Linked DNA regions of Homo sapiens: region 2 is linked to region 1. Evidence: chromatin loops called from intact Hi-C (ENCODE). Cell type or tissue: psoas muscle. All regions are shown on one strand. Links, peaks and the distances in the headings refer to the core of each region. The heading gives the core; the rest is flanking DNA. Region 1 has its middle 27 kb from the start of TRI-TAT2-1. Region 2 overlaps THADA (THADA armadillo repeat containing).

Region 1 (9,812 bases), core at 890-8,889:
AAGTTCAAGGCTGCAGTGAGCTATGATCACACCACTGCACTCCAGCCTGGGTGACAGAGCAAGAACCTATCTTGAAAAAAAAAAAAAAAGGGAACATGATCAGACTTATGGTGTTCAGAGTCTGGTGTGTCAAGGTTTGTCTAACGGACCTCATTTAGGCTGGGGAGAAAGAGAGCACAGGAGGGAGAGAAGGGGAAAGACACATGGAGGGAAAGGGAGAGAGGGAGAGACAGAGGAGGTTGAGCCTCATAGGAAAGGCCCCAGCCCACCAGGTATATCATGGCCCCAGGTGTGACCCATACACATCTCTAGGCTCCAAGGACACTGGGTCAAGGCCAGCCTCATGCTGACAGACAGCAAGGCCTCCAGGACCTGCAGCCAGCAGCCTTCCCAGCCCCTCCTCTCTTTTCTCCCAGGGTTGGTTTCCAGCTGACTCTAAGAAGCCTTGGGAGGGTAGATTGGGAAACACGGGAGGACTCTGGGCTGCAAGGGGCAGCGGCCATCTTCAGCTAGGAGGGTCCGTGGAAAGTGAGTGGGGGGAGGGGAGCACCCAGGAGGGGACTCTGGGGGGCCTTGCGGAGGGTAATCTGTCCTGCATGCCCAGCTTCCAGGGATTCCACATGGAGGAGCTGCTGTGTGAAGTGAAATGTCTATGAGAGGCTGGACTCGGGGGTCTCCACCACTGTGAGCCTGGCAGCAGAGCTCCATGGGAGAAAGATGACACTCCCAGTTGCTTGGCAGAGATGGTTTCTTTGGTTTTTATTGTACAGGCATTTTTACTTTGCACTATTGCAGTGGTAATATTCCAGGGGAGCCATCCCTAGGGGGGTCCTTGAGGGTTTAAATAGACCCAAGGAAATGGTCTTCTATGCCCAGAAAGCCTTCTGTCCTCACCAGGCTTTACTGGTGAGATGTCACACTCAACGCTGGGGGCGCAGAGAGGGTTTGAGAGCTTTGAAACATGAGTGGGGGCCGGGGGGAATGGCTCCAGGCTGCAGATGCTTCAGGAAGATCGTGCCCAGCACCTGAGCTGCTTGAGAAATCTGGCACAGGCACCCGGCACAATAGACTCAAGAACTACATTTCAGAAAAGGTGATAACCAGGTCTGGAGGACACATTCTTGTCTGGCTGTCCCCGGTCCATGAGGGAACCACACACATCCCCACTGCCCCCCACTGCAGGAGTCCTGGTGGGGCCATCTGTTAATCCCAGGGCTCCCCAGCTCCCACCCCTGAAAACAAGTTTGAGCCCTGGATCTCCGCCCTAGGACTTCTCAGCAGTGGAAGCCAATATAGTCCTTTCTGCTCAAGCCTGTTTGATTTGGTCTTCTGTCACTTGCAACTGAAAATGTCCCATCTAACATACCAGACTAATAACTAACTATGAAATAGGCTCCAAACCAAAGAACAGAGTCAGAGTGAAAATGTGTTTTCCAAGGGTCAGAATCCCATAGTTCTCTGGAAGAGAAACATAAAAGACCTCTGCCAGATCTGGACAGGCCAGCTAGAAGCAGTACTGCCCTTAGACATAGGCAAGAGAGGCCCCTGCACACACACACACACACACACACACACACATTAAAGAATACATGGATATCTCTGCCCTTGTCCCTCGAGATCCAGCACTCAGCACTAGTACAGTGTGATCTCTAACCCCAAAACATCCACTCTCATGAGCAACACCATTCAGGCCCCAGGGAAACGCCTCACATCCTTTGTGTTATGTCCTTGAATCAAAAAAGACTGTGTCTACATACTGTGAAAATTTCTGGGCTATGCTGCTGTTCACACCAGAGACAGACACTGCCCTGGCTCTGGAGTGTAGCGAGGAGTGGATGGTGTGCACACTAAGGTAAGAGAAAAGGCATTGATCAAATCCTTCCTCTCACATAGCAAGAATGCAAGAGAAGTGGCAGATCCCAGCGGTGGCAAGATGCACTTTCTTGCTTTTCTTTGTGGTTGCAGAGGTACTCACACATTAGCACAATATTTGCTATAGTTGCACATGGCAGCTGAGGAGCATTTTCCAATATGAATAATTCATAATTTGCCTACATTTGCACACATGTAGGTCAAGATATAACATGCATGAAGCATGACACTGATGCTTTACATTGGCAACTAGACAGACATGGAACAATGCTACAATTGTAAATGAGTTTATTTTTGTAAAAATGTTTAGTAAGACTTCATTACATTTTCAAGACTTATATTTAAAATTTAGCTTCACTTAAACATCTTATTTAAATGTTGAATGTATTAGATAAAGTTGATCGGTTATACTATTAGTTATGTTTGCCTTTTAATTTTAATAGATAATTTTGAAGATTTTAAGAAAAAATAATTTTTAAAACTTACAAGAGAAGTAACTTTAAGCTTTGATCTTTTACAATTTACTTTAATTTACATTTTTATTAAAATAGGTGCAATTTTGTGCTGTTTTGGTTATCTCTGCTGCATAACAAACCCCAAAACTTAGTGCTTTAAAATCAATTGGCCAGGCATGGTGGCTCACTCCTATAATCCCAGCACTTTGGGAGGCCGAGGCAGGAGGATCACTTGAGGCCAAGAGTTCAAGACCAGCCTGGGCAACATAGAGAGACCCCCATCTCCACACAAAAGAAGCTTTTAATTAAAAACAATTATTTTTAATAAAAACAAAATATTTTTAGCTCTCAGGGTTACCTGGACTTAGTGGTCGCTTATGGGGACAGGTCTCTCATGTAGTCGCAGTCAAATGGCAGCAGGACCTAGAGCAAGCTTGTCCAACCTGCAGCCTATGGGCTGCATGAGACCCTGGATGGCTTTGAATGCAGGCCAACACAAATTCGTAAACTTTCTTTTTTTTTTTTTTTTTTTTTTTTTTGAGATGGAGCTTCGCTCTTGTTGCCCAGGCTGGAATGCAATGGCGTGATCTCGGCTTGCTGCAACCTCTGCCTCCCAGGTTCAAGTGATTCTCCTGTCTAAGCCTCCCAAGTAGCTGGGATTACAGGCACCCACCACCATGCCCAGCTAATTTTTGTATTTGTAGTAGAGACTGGGTTTCACCATGTTGGCCAGGTTGGTCTTGAACTCCTGACCTCAGGTGATCCACCCGCCTCAGCCTCCCACAGTGCTGGAGTTACAGGCATGAGCCACCATGCCCAGCCCATAAACTTTCTAAAAAATTATGAGTATTTTTTGTGTGCGTGATTTTTGTTTTTAGCTCATCAGCTATTGTTAGTGTATTTTATGTGTGGCCCAAGACAGTCCTTCTTCTTCCAATGTGGCCACAGAAGCCAAAAGATTGGACACCCTTGGTCTAGAGTCAAACGTTGGCTCAACTGGACTGCACATCCAAGATGGCAGCATCTTCTTTCACCTATCTTCTTTCATCCTCAGCTGGGATGGCTGGAACAAGTGGAATCTGGCTGAATCTATTGCTTTCTCCATGTGGCCTTTCCATGTGGCTATCTTGGCTTCCTTATAGTATGATGGCCTCAGAGGAATCAAATTTCTAAGATGATAGCTGACTTACCCCAGAGCAAGCTTTCTAACAGACCCAGCTGAAAGGCAAAAGGCTTCCCATGGCCTATCCTCAGAAGTCATGCAGCCTCACCATCACTGCTTTCTGTTGGTCAAAAGCGAGTCACGGAGACAACCCAGAGTTAAGAGAGGGGAATACACAAGGTTGGGCATACTAGGGGTGTGAACACGGGGGTGCTATCTTGGAAGACTAGCTGCCACAATGTCTGCCCTCTGCCTCCCATGAATCACATACCTCCCACGTGCAAAATACAGTCGCCTTCCAAGACCATTAAGGTATCAGCCATGAAGCCTTTAGGTTCAGGCTCCAAATCCAGGACCTCAACCTCTAACTCAGGTCCAGGTGCAAATAAGGCCCCTCAGGTGTGGTTCTTTAGAGAGGGTTTGTTTTGCCCTGAAGATCTGTGAGCTAAAGAGACAAGTTGTCTTCCCCCATGGCCAACGTACAGCAACAAAGTGGACACAGGATAATGGCAACAGACACTCTCATTCAAAAAGGAGAAGAAACTAGCACAGTGCAATTCCGAAAGCAAGCCAGGCACATGTCACCAGTGTCTTCATTAGACCTGGTCCTGCTCTCAGGGAGGGGCTGTCCCTAGCTGTTGGCTTCACACTCAATTATCCATCCTTCTCCATAAGAAATGACCAGGGCAGCTGGGCACAGTGGCTCACGCCTGTAATCCCAGCACTTTGGGAGGCCGAGGTGGGTGGATCACATGAGGTTGGGAGTTCGAGACCAGCCTGGCCAACATGGTGAAACCCCATCTCTACTAAAAATACAAAAATTAGCCAGGTGTGGTTGCATACATATGTAATCCCAGCTACTCAGGAGGCTGAGGCAAGAGAATCACTTGAATCCGGGGGATGGAGGTTGCAGTGAGCCAAAATTGTGCCACTGCACTCCAGCCTGGGCAACAGAGTGAGACTCCATCTCAAAAAAAAAAAGAAAGAAAGAAACTAATGACCAGGGTCTGCTGCATTTTGAACTGTCTCCGTCCCTTCCCACCCAACTTGATACAATTCTTTCAAAAACTTGTGGGTTTCTTAAATATCAAATGATAATTTACTACTTAAGACAATAGCCATACCCCCATTTCTCCCCTAGTAGGCCTTCTTCTACTTTAAGCCACTTGTGAGGTTGCTGTGGGATTCTTAGAAGTCCTATTGTCTAGCAGAGAGGATCTAAGATGTATACTCTGAAGATTCTTTACTGGGCGTGGCAGTGTGTGCTTGTGGTCCCAGCTGCTCAAGAGGGCTCTTTGTACCTAAGAGTTGGAGGCCAGCCTGGACAACATAGCAAGACCCTGTCTCAAGGGGGAAAAAAATATTCTCGGAAGCCCTTTTGTCTATCCAAAAGGTCTACAAAAATAATGCCCTTAAATTTTTCTGAGGTTTTAATAAAGGGTTTTACAGCCACATTCTTGATTTCACATTTACCCAAGGCCACAATTTACGGGCAGTGCCCTAAATTTTATCTTTGCTCTAAGACCATTTCTTATTTTGAAAGCCTTTTACTGGCTGGAACAACAGTCCTGGGCTCCTTGTATTTCCAAAATTCTGCTCAAAACCTAAATAGTTCCTTCTTTAGTTCATCTCTATCTCTTCCTATTTTATTTATTTTTTATTTATTTTTGAGATGGAGCCTCCTTCTGTCACCCAGGCTGGAGTGCAGTGGTGTGATCTCAGCTCACTGCAACCTCCGCCTCCTGGGTTCATGTGATTTTCCTGCCTCAGCCTCCTGAGTAGCTGGGATTACAGGCGTGTACCACCACACCCAGCTAATTTTTTATATTTTTGCTAGGGACGGGGTTTCACCATGTTGGCCAGGCTGGTCTCCAACTCCTGACCTCGAGTGATCCGCCCACCTCGGCCTCCCAGAGTGCTGGGATTACAGGCGTGAGCCACCACGCCCAGACTCTTCCTGTTTTATCAGAGTCGGGTGGAAGAAGCTAATTATTAAATATCACTTTCAAAAGATCCGCCTTGAAATCGCCCTAGCCAGATCCCCAAGTTCACTGGGTGCCCTTTTCTATGTCCACATCATTGCAGGTGAGGAACTCACTTAACTCTTCTGCCAGTGCCTCTCCCAGGCCTTTTGTTCTCCAGCCTCCAATACGTTTCCTCACTCTGTCTCAAGATTTCAGTACACCACAGGTTTTAGGTTTTTCTTACAACACACCACTTCTAGCACTGTGGTCCCAGCCTTCCAAAGAAAGCCCCAGTGAACAAGACCTCCTGGTATTTATACCTTGTGTGGTCCTCCCACGAAGAATCTGGGCTGGCCTGTGACTCATCTAACAAATACAATGCAGTGGAAGCAGTTGCATAACTTTTGGATGGACCCTTCAGGAGGACTGGCAGCTTCCTCTTCCTCCCTTTTAAATTACTCATTTCTGTGAGTCCTGAGCACCAGCCATGTAAGAAGTCCAGCTACCCCCTTGGAGTGACCAGCAACTCTATTGGAGAGAGAAGGCCAGAGATGACACACAGAGGGAGAAAGGAGCAGATGTCCCTGCCTCCCAGCTGAGCCTCCTAATGATCCCGGCCTCATCCACCACTCAACCACAGCCACATGAGAATTCCCAAGCACCAGCAGCAGCAAAGCTGCTCAGCTAAACCCAGCCAAGCCACAGAAACACGCAATAATCAAATGGTGGTGGTTCTCAGCCCCTAAGTTTTGGGACAGTTTGTTACGTAGCACAGATGACTGAAACAACTCTGACACAAGCTCCTTTTCTCTTTCATCCTGTAGATCAGCACTGTCATCGGAACACAAATGATGAGTTTGCTATTATAAAAACATGATTACTAATTTTGCTGAAGTTAAGGCAAAGAAGTGAATTCTAGAAAGTAAATATACACTAACTTATGAAATGTAATAAATGTCTTTATTCCTTGCCCAAACATCACTGGCTTATCCACAGAATTTAAGAGAGGGGACCACACATGGTTGGGCATACTAGAGGTGTGAACACGGGAGGCCTATCTTGAAAGACTAGCTGCCACAATGTCTGCCCTCTGCCTCCCATGAATCACATACCTCCCACGTGCAAAATACACTCACCTTCCAAGACCCTTAAGGTATCAGCCATGAAGCCTTCGGGCTCAGGCTCCAAATCCAGGACCTCAACCTCTAACTCAGGTCCAGGTGCAAATAAGGCCCCTCAGGTGTGGTTCTTTAGAGAGGGTTCGTTTTGCCCTGAAGATCTGTGAGCTAAAGAGACAAGTTATCTTCCCCCATAGCCAACGTACAGCAACAAAGTGGACACAGGATAATGGCAACAGACACTCTCATTCTATTGGGAATCCCCTGAGGGGCTTCATCATAACTAAATTCAGTTGTCTTCAATATTGTGCAGACTTGCAGTCATATAAAAATTATAATTCGGCCAGGCGCATTGGCTCACACCCATAATCCCAACACTTTGGGAGGCTGAGGTGGGCAGATCACGAGGTCAAGAGGTCAAGACCATCCTGGTCAACATGGTGAAACCCCATCTCTACTAAAAATACAAAAATTAGCTGGGCGTGGTGGTGCACGCCTGTAATCCCCAGCTACTCAGCAGGCTGAGGCAGGAGAATTGCTTGAACCTGGGAGGTGGAGGTTGCAGTGAGCCGAGATTGCACCACTGCACTCCAGCCTGAGCAACAGAGCGAGACCGCATCTCAAAAAAACAAACAAACCAACAAACAAAAAAATTGTAACTCATGTTCATGTGCATTTTCAATATTCTCATTTTGAAGGTGAATTTGTCGAGGTTGAAGGATACAACATATTTTATTTAAGTTTGTCAGCTTGATTTATAACTTTAACTCTCCATATATACAGCCTGTGGGCCTCCACTTAGACTCCTCTTTAGGGGTGGATGTCAGTAGAACTAATAAATGAGTGTCTGACCAAGACAAGGGCTGGAAGAACTGCAGCAGCCAGAAGAGAAGATGGGGACTTATCAGGGCCAGAAGGAACACCTGGGCAAGCACATGGGCGAAGCGCAGAGGAGCAGGGCTGGGGCAGGGTGCTGAGAGGCCCACCCATCATCTGCGGAGCAGCTACTCTAGCTTCTCCCTGTGCTCCCCTAAGCCTGGCCTCAGGTCAAAGCCCACATGCAGCCCAGTGTCCACTCACCCAGAGGCCATCGTAAGCCATCAAGGTGACCGCCCCCCCGGGCTGCAAGCTTTGGCTGCACCTCCTTGCCCTCCCCTTTGTGCACAGACCTGTCCCCCAGGCCCCAGGAAGCCCGGAGGACTTCCCAGGTGGGCCCAGCTCAAAGCCTCCAGCTAGGGACACCTGGCCCTGGGATTAAGGTGAGGAACAACAACTAGAATTGGAAACGCGCAAAGAAGTTAAGATGAACCATCCACAGGCACTGGGCACAGTGGCTCACACCAGTAACCCCAATACTTTAGGGAGCCGAGATAAGGGGATTACTTGAGCCTGAGAGTTCAAGACCAGCCTGGGCAACATAGTGAGACCCCCCGTCTCTATTTAAAAAAAAACAATTTTTTTTTTGAGAGAGTCTCACTCTGTCACCCAGGCTGGAGTGCAGTGGCACAATCTCCGCTCCCTGCAACCTCCGCCTCCACGTTCAAGCGATTCTCCTGCCTCAGCCTCCTAAATAGCTGGTATTACAGGCATGCACAATCACACCTGGCTAATTTTTGTATTTTTAGTAGAGTGGGGGTTTCACCATGTTGGTCAGGCTAGTCTCGAACTCCTGACTTTGTGATCCGCCCACCTCAGCCTCCCAAAGTGCTGGGATTACAGGCGTGAGCCACCATGCCCCACCAAAAAAAATTTTTTAAGCCTGTTGAGGTGGTGCGCATCTGTGGTTCCAGCTACTCGAGAGGTTGAGGCAGGAAGATGGCTTGAGCCCAGAAGATCCAGGCTGCAGTGACCAGTGATTATGCCACTGTAGTCCAGCCTGGGCGACAGAGCAAGACCTTTTCTCAAAATAATAATAATAAAAATAATAATAATAATTAAAATTTTAAAAATCCACCCACAGGCAATATCCAGCACTCACAGAAGACAAGCAGGTGGGGAAACGACCAGGGATCCTGAAACCCTCAGACAAGGCCAAAACTTGATTTAGCCACTAGAGGTAAAGACAGAACTGGCCTCCTCCCCAAGTCCCTCAAAAAAGTGGGGGCTATAAACCTAACACCTGGACAGGTGCAGAATCAGAGCTGTTTGGAAGCCCACTCACCAAGAAAATACACTATCACATTTGACCAGTTAATCTGAATGCTAGGAGTTTCTGCAAGGCTCAGACAGAGCCTCTGGCTCCGCACGTGTGTGCAAGGATCCCACGTCAGTTTTGTGACCATGGAAGTGCATCTACTTGTAGGTGGGAGATTTCTTTTTGCCTGGGTGAAGGTCTATGACTGAGACTGTGTGGAAGACAGTGGGTGTCTGTGAGCAGAATTGCCACTGGTTACATGTGCAGGCTCTGAGGCCGGACTACCTGGCCTTGAATCCCAAGTCTACCAATTACTGGCTTTGTGAGCTTGAGTTGACCTCTATGTGACTCAATTGACCTCTATGTGGGAGTAAATAACTATACCTGTCTCATGCAGTTGTTGCAAGGATGAAATTACATAATCCTTTCTATAGTGTTAGAACAATGCCTATGATATAGTAAATTACCAATAGGTGTTAGTTATAATTATGATGTGTGACTGTGTATATCCGCATCTGCAAATGTAAATTCAAGTGTATCTAGTAAAGGTATAGGGGTGTCTTTATGTCTTTGTTTATGAAGATATACTCATCTAAGTGTCTGTGTCTATGTTTCTGTGTGTCCAATGATAAGAACAACTGGCATCTATTGAGTGCCTTCTGTGTCAGGCATTAAGTTCTACAGGTATTCACATGGAAACATACACATACGTGGATGTAAATGGCAAGTACACATCCAGCCTGATTTACGATATCATAGGCATTGTTCTAACACTATAAATAGGATTAAGTTTGGGAGGCCGAGGTGGACATGTTTCTGGGGGGTCCTTGCTCCCAGAGCTCCCAAGATGGTGGCAGGTGGCTTCCAAAATGGCAGCCGGCTGCTTCCAAGATGGTGGCAAGCCTAATGTTCTCTGACCTGGGGTTCTTGGCCTCACGGATCCCAAGGAATGGAATCTTGGGCCATGAGGTGAGTGTTAAAGCTCTATTAGAAGCCATGGGTTATGGAAGAGAACCGTGGAAACCAGTGACTAGTGTTCAGCTCGATCAGGATGAACCCGGGCACTTAGCCATGAAGGAACAATGGCAAGCCTTTAGCCCCATCGGG
Region 2 (9,812 bases), core at 849-8,848, 420 kb before region 1:
GGAGGAAGTGGGGAATGGGATAGACTGAGGTGGTCGAGTGAAGGGAGACATCACTAGGTTGACCTATTCAAGAGAGAAGGAGACTCGGAAGCCTCCTGTGCTGCCCCGAAGCCCAGCCTTTTGGAATTGGGCCCCGCTGGCCCGGGAGAAGCCTCCTCTCTCCTCTTTATGATTGATTGCCTGACTCCTATGCAGTGAGAAGCAGCCTGTCATAGGGAGGCGCAGGGTTTGGGGTTAGAGACAAGCGCCCCAGGGGCCTTGTGCCTTCCCTCTCTGCCTCTCCCAGTGGGAGCAGACACTTGAAGGAAACTCCACTCTGTCCCCTCCCAAAACAGGTAGTCTGGACAACTTTCTGACGTCCCCCTGTGTTAGAAGCTTCTGGTTGCTAGTTGCTACCTTCAAGGACTCTGATGTCTGTTTTCTCTCCCATTCTCTCTGTCTGCCTTTGTTTTTCCATCCCCCCTCTCCACCCACCAACAGAGGGACCTCTACCTGTCTACCAGATGGGAGGCGTTTTCCCATCTGGGAAGAAAACTTTGAAGGACAGTTGCCATCTTGGAGAGAGAATACTGATCTGGGAATCAGGGAGTCCTCTCTATCCTGAGCTATTTGGCTCTACTCTCTTGGCTTCAGTTTCTGTATAAAATGAAGGTGATTTTGTTTGTATTAAAATATGAATAAAAACGAATGTTGGCCAGGTGTAGTGGCTCGCACCTATAATCCCAGCATTTTGGGAGGCTGAGGTAGAAGGATCACTTGAGCCCAGGAGGTCATGACCAGCCTAGGCAACGTAGTGAGATTTCATCTGTACAAAAAATAAGAAAATTAGGGGGGCTTGATGGTACACACCTGTGGTCCCAGCTACTCAAGAGTCTGAGGGAGGAGGATCACTTGACCCTGGGAGGTTGAGACCAGCCTGGGCAACATAACATACTCTGTCTCTACCAAAAAAAAAAAATTATTTATTTATTTATTTATTTTTCTTTTTTTAATTAGCCAGGAATGGTAGCATGTGCCTGTGGTTCCAGCTACTTCGGAGGCTGAGGTAGGAGGATCACTTGAGCCCACTAGGAGGTCGAGGCTGCAGTGAGCCGTGATCATGCCCCTGCACTTCATTCAGCCTGGAAGACAGACTCAAAAAAATAAATAAATACAATGTCAAAAAGTGAGCAAGGTTCTATCCCCAATCCAAATGCTAACTGGTTTAAAAAAAAAAAAAGTAGAAGAGAGACAAGGTCTCGCTGTGCTGCTCAGGCTGGTCTCAAACTCCTGTGCTCAAGTGATAACTCCCACCTTGGCCTCCCAAAGTGCTGGGATTACAGGCATGAGCCACCGCACCCAGACGTAAGCGGGTTTCTGTTTGTTAGAGAAGCCTTTTCTTCACCAAGTTAAGAGGACCTTACCACTTCATTTTGGGAGGAGTGTTTTTATTCCTTCTATCTTGGATTCATGAACATCCAGGTGTTCTTTCTTACCTCTTCTTACAGGCAGGGGAGAATTTAAAAGAGCCTGAAAGAATAGTTATGTGCCCCTTGACATTTCAGCAAATGTTTCAGTAGAAAGGAGATTGGCTCTTTCAATAGTTCACCTAATGGTCTGTGACCGAGCTGAGGTGTCTTCTTGACCCTGTAAAGGAGGCAGCTCCATGAGTTTGAGGGCTACACACGTCAAATGGCTGTAGTTGCCCAAAGAATTTTGGATCAGATCTCTCACCTTTGATGGGAATGAAATAACAAAGCCTCACCCACCCGGGGCCTGTTGCCTTTTGCTGAGCAAAGTCCTGTCAGCCGTTTAGTACAGACAGAGGCTTCACCCCAGCTGGAAACCCGATAATGAGTGAGGCCTAAGAATCTGAGCTTCCCGGGGTGTGTGGGAAACCAAATATTAGAGGCCACAGCATTCCCCGACTCCAATACTTGGATGGAGCTTGTGCATTCCCTTGGTTACAGCCATTTGGGGCTCCAAAAGGCGGGAGAGGTTTAGCCAGAGCCTCCTCTCAGCAGTTCTGGGGGGCCCAATCCCTTGTCACCTTGAAGTTCTGTTTAATCCTTCACCTTCACAGCAGCACCACAGCAGTGAAAAACAATGAAAGTCAGCCACACCCGTGGAAATTCATGTCAGGGAAAGAAGGCAGGAACAGGATCAAAGCCTCTTGTAACCCAAGAATTCCTCAGCAGCTCCAGTCCCTTAATAATTATGGTTTGGAGATTTGCCAGAAAGCAAAACCACTTAGCATGCCATATTTAACAATGAACAGTTTTCTGTGTTCATAATAGTCACTGTGCAGAGCAAATAGGCACCTTGAACAAAGAGTAGGATATTTATATGTGTATATAAAATAACCCGCACCTACCTTAAACCTAAATATGTTTTCAGAGAAGAATGTGGTACGTCCCTCTGCTCTGGTACCTGCTTTATGAGTAAGTTGGAGAAAAGCTACATACTCTGCCCCCATCCCCACCTCCCCAGGTTTTTAAAATAGAAATATTTGTTTAACCCAGAATTTCCCAAACTTACTAAATAGTTACACTCTTTAGTTTCCAGCTGGAGTAAAGCTGCTTTGGTTGGTTTTGAAGTTTGGAGTGTTTTATGTTGTTTTAAATATCTACTAACATTCCAAAAAGCCAGTGTCCCCAGAAAAACTTTTTGGGAAGTGATGACCAAAGAGTGCAGGAGACAAGGATGTAGACCAGTGGGGGGACCGAGAAAACAAGTCCCAAGCCCTGAGGGGAGATGAACAAGTTTGCTGGAGGCCCAGGTCTCTGCATCAGGTTTAAGGAACCTTGGATCCAGGTTCTCCATGTCACTGTGTGTTCAGTTAGACTTTATCCAACAAACATTTGTCATTGGGGGAAATTAGAGAAGAATGGCTGCTTGGAGGAAAGTTCATTACAGCCAAACCTTAAAGGATGGGCAGAATTTCAAGAGGAAAAGATGAGAAAGATGGAGAACATTCCAGAAAGACATGGGTGGCAGAGTATGAGGCCTGTTCAGGAAAGGAATGTTAGTGTGGTACAAGCATCGAGTGCGTGAGTAGGGTGGGGTGAGATGAAGCGGGATGACACAAACGACCTTTGGATCAAATAGGATTCTTTCAGATGCAAGTGACAGAATGTCCAATGCAGCCCACTTCAGCATAAGGGAGGCATACTGGATCGTGTAACTGAGAATTCCAAGGCTAAGACTGGCTTAAGACATGACATAATTCAAGGACTCAAACAGTGTCCCAAGGACCTGGTTTCTTGTCATTTCTCCCTTCTGCTCCTAGGTTGGTTCTGTTTTCGATCAGCTCACACTTTTCTTGGAGTTTAAGATGGCTACAGCAGCTCTAGCCTTTACATCTTCATTTATTCAAGTCCAAGTCCTGTGTCAGTACAATCCCATTGCATTTTATTGGCTCTAGTTGGGGTCCAGGCCTATCCCTGATCTAATCTCAGGGGCCAGATGCCAGTGAGGGCATCATATTCCTGGCCTCTGAGATTAGTTCAGGGATAGGCCTGGAACCTGTCTGGAGCGGGTACCCATGCCTGGAGTTGAGGGTAGGGTTAGCCCCACCCAAACCACATGGACTAAAAGGTGTGGAGGGGCTGGGTCTCCAGAGGGAGACTGGGGACAGCTATCCAAAGGAGGGCGAATGGAAGGTGGGCAGCAAAAACAACAGATGTCTGCTAAAACCTGGAATGCTAGGCCAAAGAACCTGGATATCATTTACATCAGAGAACCAGTAAAGATTTTTGAGCAAATAAGCAGCGTGATCAGAGCTACACATTAACATTAATTCAGCTACAGTTTAATAGCTGCCATGTACTTGGCACATGGTAGGTACTTAATATAATTATATATTGAATGAGTGAATGCAAAAAGAGAGATGAGTAGCTCAGGAGAGGAGAGAGAAATTAAAGGTGGGCAGCATTTTTAGGCCATCGTAGCAGTTTGGAAGGGGAGCTAGCAAAGGGAATAACGAAGACCCATCAAGAAAACCAAGAGGTTCCATTGTCATGAAACCCACATAAGGAAAAACTATCAAGAGGGCAGGTTTGGTCACCCACGCAAACACTGTTGAAAGGTCAGGTTAAGGACGATGAGGATTGAGAAAATGTCATGAGTGAGAGTTGAGAGAGAAGGTTCAGTAGTGGGAGGTTAGAGCCACCTTTAAGGAGTTTAGAAGTAAGTAGGAGGTAGGCAAAGGGCCCAAGTGTTGACCACTCTGCTACATCACCTGTCTTCTTATCCTCCCCAATTCAAACTCAGCAAAAAAGGTGCTCTTTCCCCTGCACACATCCTTCACACAGCACCTTATACCTCCCCCATGACCTCTATCCAGCCACGATTCCCTTTCCTCCCAGGCGTCTTCAGGTTCTCCTTCTCTACCTCCAGTGGCTCCTTCTCATACAAATATTTACATCACTCCCCTGCCCTAAAACCACATCTTCTAGACCCTGATCTGTCTTCAAGCCAATGTTTCAAAAGAGTCATTAGAGAAGCTTTGACTTTGAGGGGGACGGAAGTTTGAGCTTATGCTGAATGTCCTTGTAGAAGTCAAGATTATCAAGAATGTCAAGTCAAGAAGTCAAGAATGAGTGGTTAGGGAGTAAGATGTAGAGACAGGGAAAAGATTGGAACAGTTTATATAGAGGATCAGTTAGGAGTCACCAGAATAGGAAGAAAAGAATTACCAGAGGACATGGAGATTCCAGCTGAGATTAAACAGCGTGAGTTTATAGACAGCTTCATCAGCAGACTGCCGCTACTCAGCTGGAATTGGTGGCTCAAAGTAGAACAGTAGATTGGGTTTGGGGAGAGGTGGCTAGGGAACATTGTTGAGCCTGGTGGCAGATCAGATTGACAAGAGCACTGGGGACTAGGAAGATCATCACAGGCCTGGGGAATCCTGGATAATGTAGAATAATAGCCTGGGAGAGAGGGCAAGGTCAAGGATGTGGTCAGGAGTAGGGGGCGTGGGTAATTTCAGTGGAAAAGGTAGAAGGTTAAACAGTCGTGTTAGGAATATTAAAGAGGCCATATGATGTGGGAGCCATAGTGTGTAGACTATGTGGCTTAAATCCCAAATCCTAAACTGTGTCTCTCTGTTATACCCCATTATAAAATGGGGCTCATAAAACCTACTTTAAAAGGTCATTATAATTAATATATATGAAGTACATATGATAGTGCCTTGCACATAAGTACCCACTAAACGTTCGCAATGATACTGATGTTCATTTCAAAGTGATGATAAAACTTAGAATTTGAGATCTTGAGTTGAAACAGTTCTAAATAATGACAAGTTCTCAGATGTCATCATGGTTAATTGGGAGTAGAGTAAAATCAGAGATGGGGAGTATTTGAATTGAAGAGGTTGAAAAATGGTGAAAGCAAATACTGGGAGGGACATCTTTATGGATGTGGAAGTCCCAGATGGGGTGGCCATGGCGCAGTCATTGAAGAAGGCCAGGTCTGTAGCCAGCAAGAATGGGGAGATGGTTAGTATGGACTTCAAAAGAGAGATTGTGGGGAATGGCAGGGGGATTATCTAGGAGTGGCAGAAGGAGTTTGCTATTCCGTCCAAGTCAGAGACTCAGGGACAGAAGGAACAGCCCCGAATGGAAAATCAGGAGAATGGTAGCTTCTGCCGGGAGGAGGAAGAAACACGGAAAAGATGACACATATGGAGAATTTGCTCACAATATGACAGATTTTAATTGAGGGGAACTATTTTTTCATAAGAGCTTTTGAGAAAAACTATTCCCTGAACATGGGGACACATCTGAAAAAGGCATGAGGATAGGGGAGGAGGTAGGAGGTTTTGGAGTAGATTTCTGAGAAAGCCAACAGAGGGAGGCCCTGTTTCCTCACCATGATTGTAAGGTGCATGACATGAGACAAGCTGGCTCAGGCCTGTGGGCTGGTGCTAGGCATGCCCCAGCTGGACACAGCTCCCTGTGGCCCTGCCACATCTCCCACTCGGGAGTACACAGTCCCACAGTACCTTAGATTGCTGTATTTCCCAGACCGGTGTTTCGCACGCTGACAGAGACAGGAAGCAGACCAGGTGAGCTGGGATTGGGGGCTTCTGCTTTTAGAGAGCAGAGAGCAACAAATGGGTTTAAAGGAGAGGAAACAGGACACCAGCAGGCTTCAGGGCTGCCTTCTCTTCCAAGAGTGCTGCTCTGTAATGTAATTGTATTTGGACATTTTTTCCACATGATGTCAGGGTATAGCCTCCCTTAAAAGCCTTCATGAAAAAGCACAACTATAAAACAGACTCAGGCAGTGAAATGGAAACCAGACGAGTGGTTCTGTGTAATTTAGGTAAAGAGATTTCTCTTTGCAGCTTTGTGATCTGATCTGATCTCTGCTCTCTGCATAAAACTGTGTTTCACAGGATCCACTTACATTTGAGTCTTACCATGCAGGTGATTTCAGATGTGAAATGTCTTGCTTTATTACCAGAAAGCAAGGGTTCCCTTCTTGGTGGCTGTGCAGACCACCCCTCTCAGGCTGCAACCTTTCCAGTCTTCTTGTCCTTGTGTGAGCCCAGACCCCAGCAAACAGGGAAGGAGGCCTGACCCCTTTTCACTCTTGTTTTAACCCCTCTGTTCACCTTCGTCTGTCCACCCCTCACCTCCCTTCTTAGGGTTAGTCTTTGGAGAATGCATCCTGGGGAGAAATACTCATTGAAGAGGCCCAATCCCTTTAAAGCAAATGGGCCCACTTTCCTGCCCATTCCCTTTGCTTTAACGCCTCAGGGACACAGAATTGAATTACCCATTGTCCTCTGTTCTTGACACACTATCCTGCTCCATCCCCATGAGGGTCCTTTTATTTTATTTTATTTTACTGTATTTTATTTTATTTTATTTTATTTTTATAGAGAAACGATCTCACTATGTTGCCCAGGCTGGTCTCAAACTCCTGGGTTTAAGGATCCTTCGATCTTGGCCTCCCAAAGTTTTGGGATTACGGGTGTGAGCCACCATGCCCAGCCCCTTTCTTTTTTCATGTTTATATATTATTGAGATGAAATAAACATAAAATTAATCATTTTAAAGTATACAGTTCCAGTAGCGTTTAGTACTTTTACAGTCGTGTGCAGTCATTACCACTATCTAGTTCCAGAACGGTTTCATCACTTCCCTAAAAACCCTGTACCCATTAAGTAGTCCCCACTATCCCCTGGCCTCTGGCAACTGCCAGTCTGCTTTCTGTCTCCGTGACTTTTCCTATTAAGTTTTTTCATATAAATGGATTTATATATGACCTTTTGTGCTTGGCTATTTTCATTAGACATAATGTTTACAAGGTTCATCCATGCTGTAGCGTGAATCAGCACTTTTAGTTCTTTTTATGGCTGAGTAATGGTCCATTGTATGGATCTACCACATTTTATTTATCCATTCATCCATTAATGGATGGACATTTGTGTTGTTTCCACCTCTTGGCTACTGTGAATAGTGCTGCATGAACATTCATGTATAAGCTTTTATTTGGGTACTGCTTTCAGTTCTCTTGGGTATGTACCTAGGAGTGGAATTGTGGGTCACATGGTAATTCTTTGACTTATTGAGGAACTGGAGGTCCTTTCTTGATGGACATCCTCCCCAGGTCTGCTCTGACAAGGAATAGCAGGCATGTTCCAACCTATCCCCACCTCCCAAGACACTGAGAATTGGCACAATGTCATCATTCTGTTAGATCTGGAAATAAACCGAAGAAAAAAGAGTATGGTCACCACAGAGATGCTGGTAATCAGAAGAAAGACAGCTTGGATGGGGGTGGGAAGGGGATGGGGTACTGAGAAGATTCAGGGTCACTTGAAAAGATTTGACTAAGGCCCAGGAAGAACTTAAGAGAAAGGGACTCAGCCACCCAGAATGAAGGAAATTGTAAGCCTAAAATACCCATGGCTGGTACAGCCAATCCACTAGTGATGAGGGAGGGATATAAGAGAGCTGTGAACTTACTTTTTCCTGCAACTAGGGGGCCGGGAAGCCACGTAGAAAGAGTCTTTAATGTTAAGGATGTAGGACATTTGGGCCTTGTGGGAGCACTGAAGGCTTTTAGACTGAGACATAATCAGGTCAGAGTTGTCTTAGACAGGTCACCCTGACCACAGGGAAGGGGAAAGCTTGGAGTCTAGACAAGACTGGAAGCAAGGAGCCTGCTTAGAAAGCTACCATCATTGGCCGGCCACAACGATTCACACCTGTAACCCCACATTTTGGGAGGCCAAGGTGGGAGCAATGCTTGAGCCCAGGAGTTCAAGACCAGCCTGGACAACATGGCAAAAACCCTGTCTCTACAAAAAATGCAAAATTAGCTGGGTGTAGTGGCGTGTGTCTGTAGTTCCAGTTACTCAGGAGACTGAGGTGGGAAGATCACTTGAGCCCAGGAGGTTGAGGCTGCAGTGAGCCATGATTGCACCACTGCACTCCACCCAGCCTGGGCAACATAGTTAGACCCCATCTCAAAAAAAAAAGGAAGGCTACCATTGTTCTGAGAGGAAGGATGGTGAGGATGGACCAAGGAAGTGGCAGTGGGGATGGAGAGGTGACAAGTTTGAGAGGTGTTTAAAAAGGGGCACAATTGTCAGACAGGTTACTGTGCATACAGAGGTGAAGGCAGAGCATGAGATGCTGTGGAGAAGAAAAAGTAAAGCAGGAAGCAGCAGAGGAGGGCGCCTCAGAGTTCCAGAGAGCTCCAGAGCACTGCACACACTGCCGAGAGAGCCCAGTCAGACTGGGCACGAGGCTGAGAGTGTGGGGACAGGAAGCCTGTGGAAGCGGCCCGGGCCGCTCCTTCTGAGTGAGGGCTAAATATGGAGGAGATTTGTGTCCTTTTTCTTCCTTCAGGTACAAAACTTTCAAAACGGATTCCATGTGTTTTGATTTCAATATTTTGACCTGGAGGACACTGTGACTCTATGTAAATGCAAATTTCTAATCTGAATTATATGAACATTAATTCATTTCATCAAGAAATTATTTTCCATCGTAACTCCTACAATCCAGTTTAATTCCTTAATCAATTTTCTTTACTGAGCGAGCGTGGTGGCTCATGCCTATAATCCCAGCACTTTGGGAGGCTAAGGCGGGCAGATCTCCTGAGGTCAGGAGTTCAAGACCAGCCTGGCCAACATGGCAAAACCCCATCTGTACTAAAAATACAAAGAAATTAGCCAGGCATGGTGGTGCACGCCTGTAATCCCAGCTACTCAGGAAGCTGAAGTGGGAGAATCGCTTGAACCCGAGAGGCAGAGGTTGCACTGAACCGAGATCATGCCACTGCACTCCAGCCTGGGTGACAGAGCGAGACTCCGTCTCTCTCTCTCTCTCTCTGTCTCTCTCTCTCTCTGTCTCTCTCTCTCTCTCTCTCTCTCTCTCTCTCTCTCTCTCTCTCTCTCTCTATATATATATATATATATATATATATATATATATTTCTGTATGGAGCAGTGAAGGCATTTCCTAAAGTTCTCCTTTATTTTCTTAAATATCAACTTTTTTTTTGTTTGTTTTGTTTTGCTTTAAGATAGGGTTTTGCTCTGACGCCCAGGCTGGAGTACAGCAGTGTGATCACAGCTTACTGCAGCCTTGAACTCTGAGGCTCCAGTAATCCTCCCGCCTCAGCTTCCCAAGTAGCAGGGACCACAGGCATGTACCACCACATTCAGCTAATTTTTAAATTTTTTGTAGCCACAGGTTCTCACTATGTTGCCCAAGCTGGGCTTGAACTCCTGGGCTCAAGTGATCCTCCCACATCAGCTTCCCAAAATGTTGGGAATATAGGCATGAGCCACTATGCCCAGCACC

The links. A loop is a pair of places that touch in the nucleus more often than their neighbours do. Peaks named below come from ENCODE experiments on the same cell type or tissue, not always from the same donor. Only the 100,000 strongest peaks of a DNase experiment are listed, where the experiment ranks them.
Region 2: a loop joins it to region 1, with 3 times the contacts of the local background. A loop is called at or near these places in 2 of 110 quality-filtered maps.

Annotation. Positions count from the first base shown.
Region 1 is chr2:42,832,203-42,842,014 of GRCh38, reverse strand. No RefSeq gene overlaps it. Among named protein-coding and RNA genes, the nearest start is that of TRI-TAT2-1, 27 kb to the right of the region's middle. In psoas muscle, for the core only: no CTCF peak of the experiment used is centred there; DNase peaks (open chromatin) are centred at 5,834, 6,069 and 7,676; H3K27ac peaks cover 805 bases.
Region 2 is chr2:43,247,759-43,257,570 of GRCh38, reverse strand. All of the region lies in intron 36 of THADA (THADA armadillo repeat containing), which reads left to right. Among named protein-coding and RNA genes, the nearest start is that of LINC01126, 25 kb to the right of the region's middle. In psoas muscle, for the core only: no CTCF peak of the experiment used is centred there; no DNase peak of the experiment used is centred there; H3K27ac peaks cover 1,283 bases.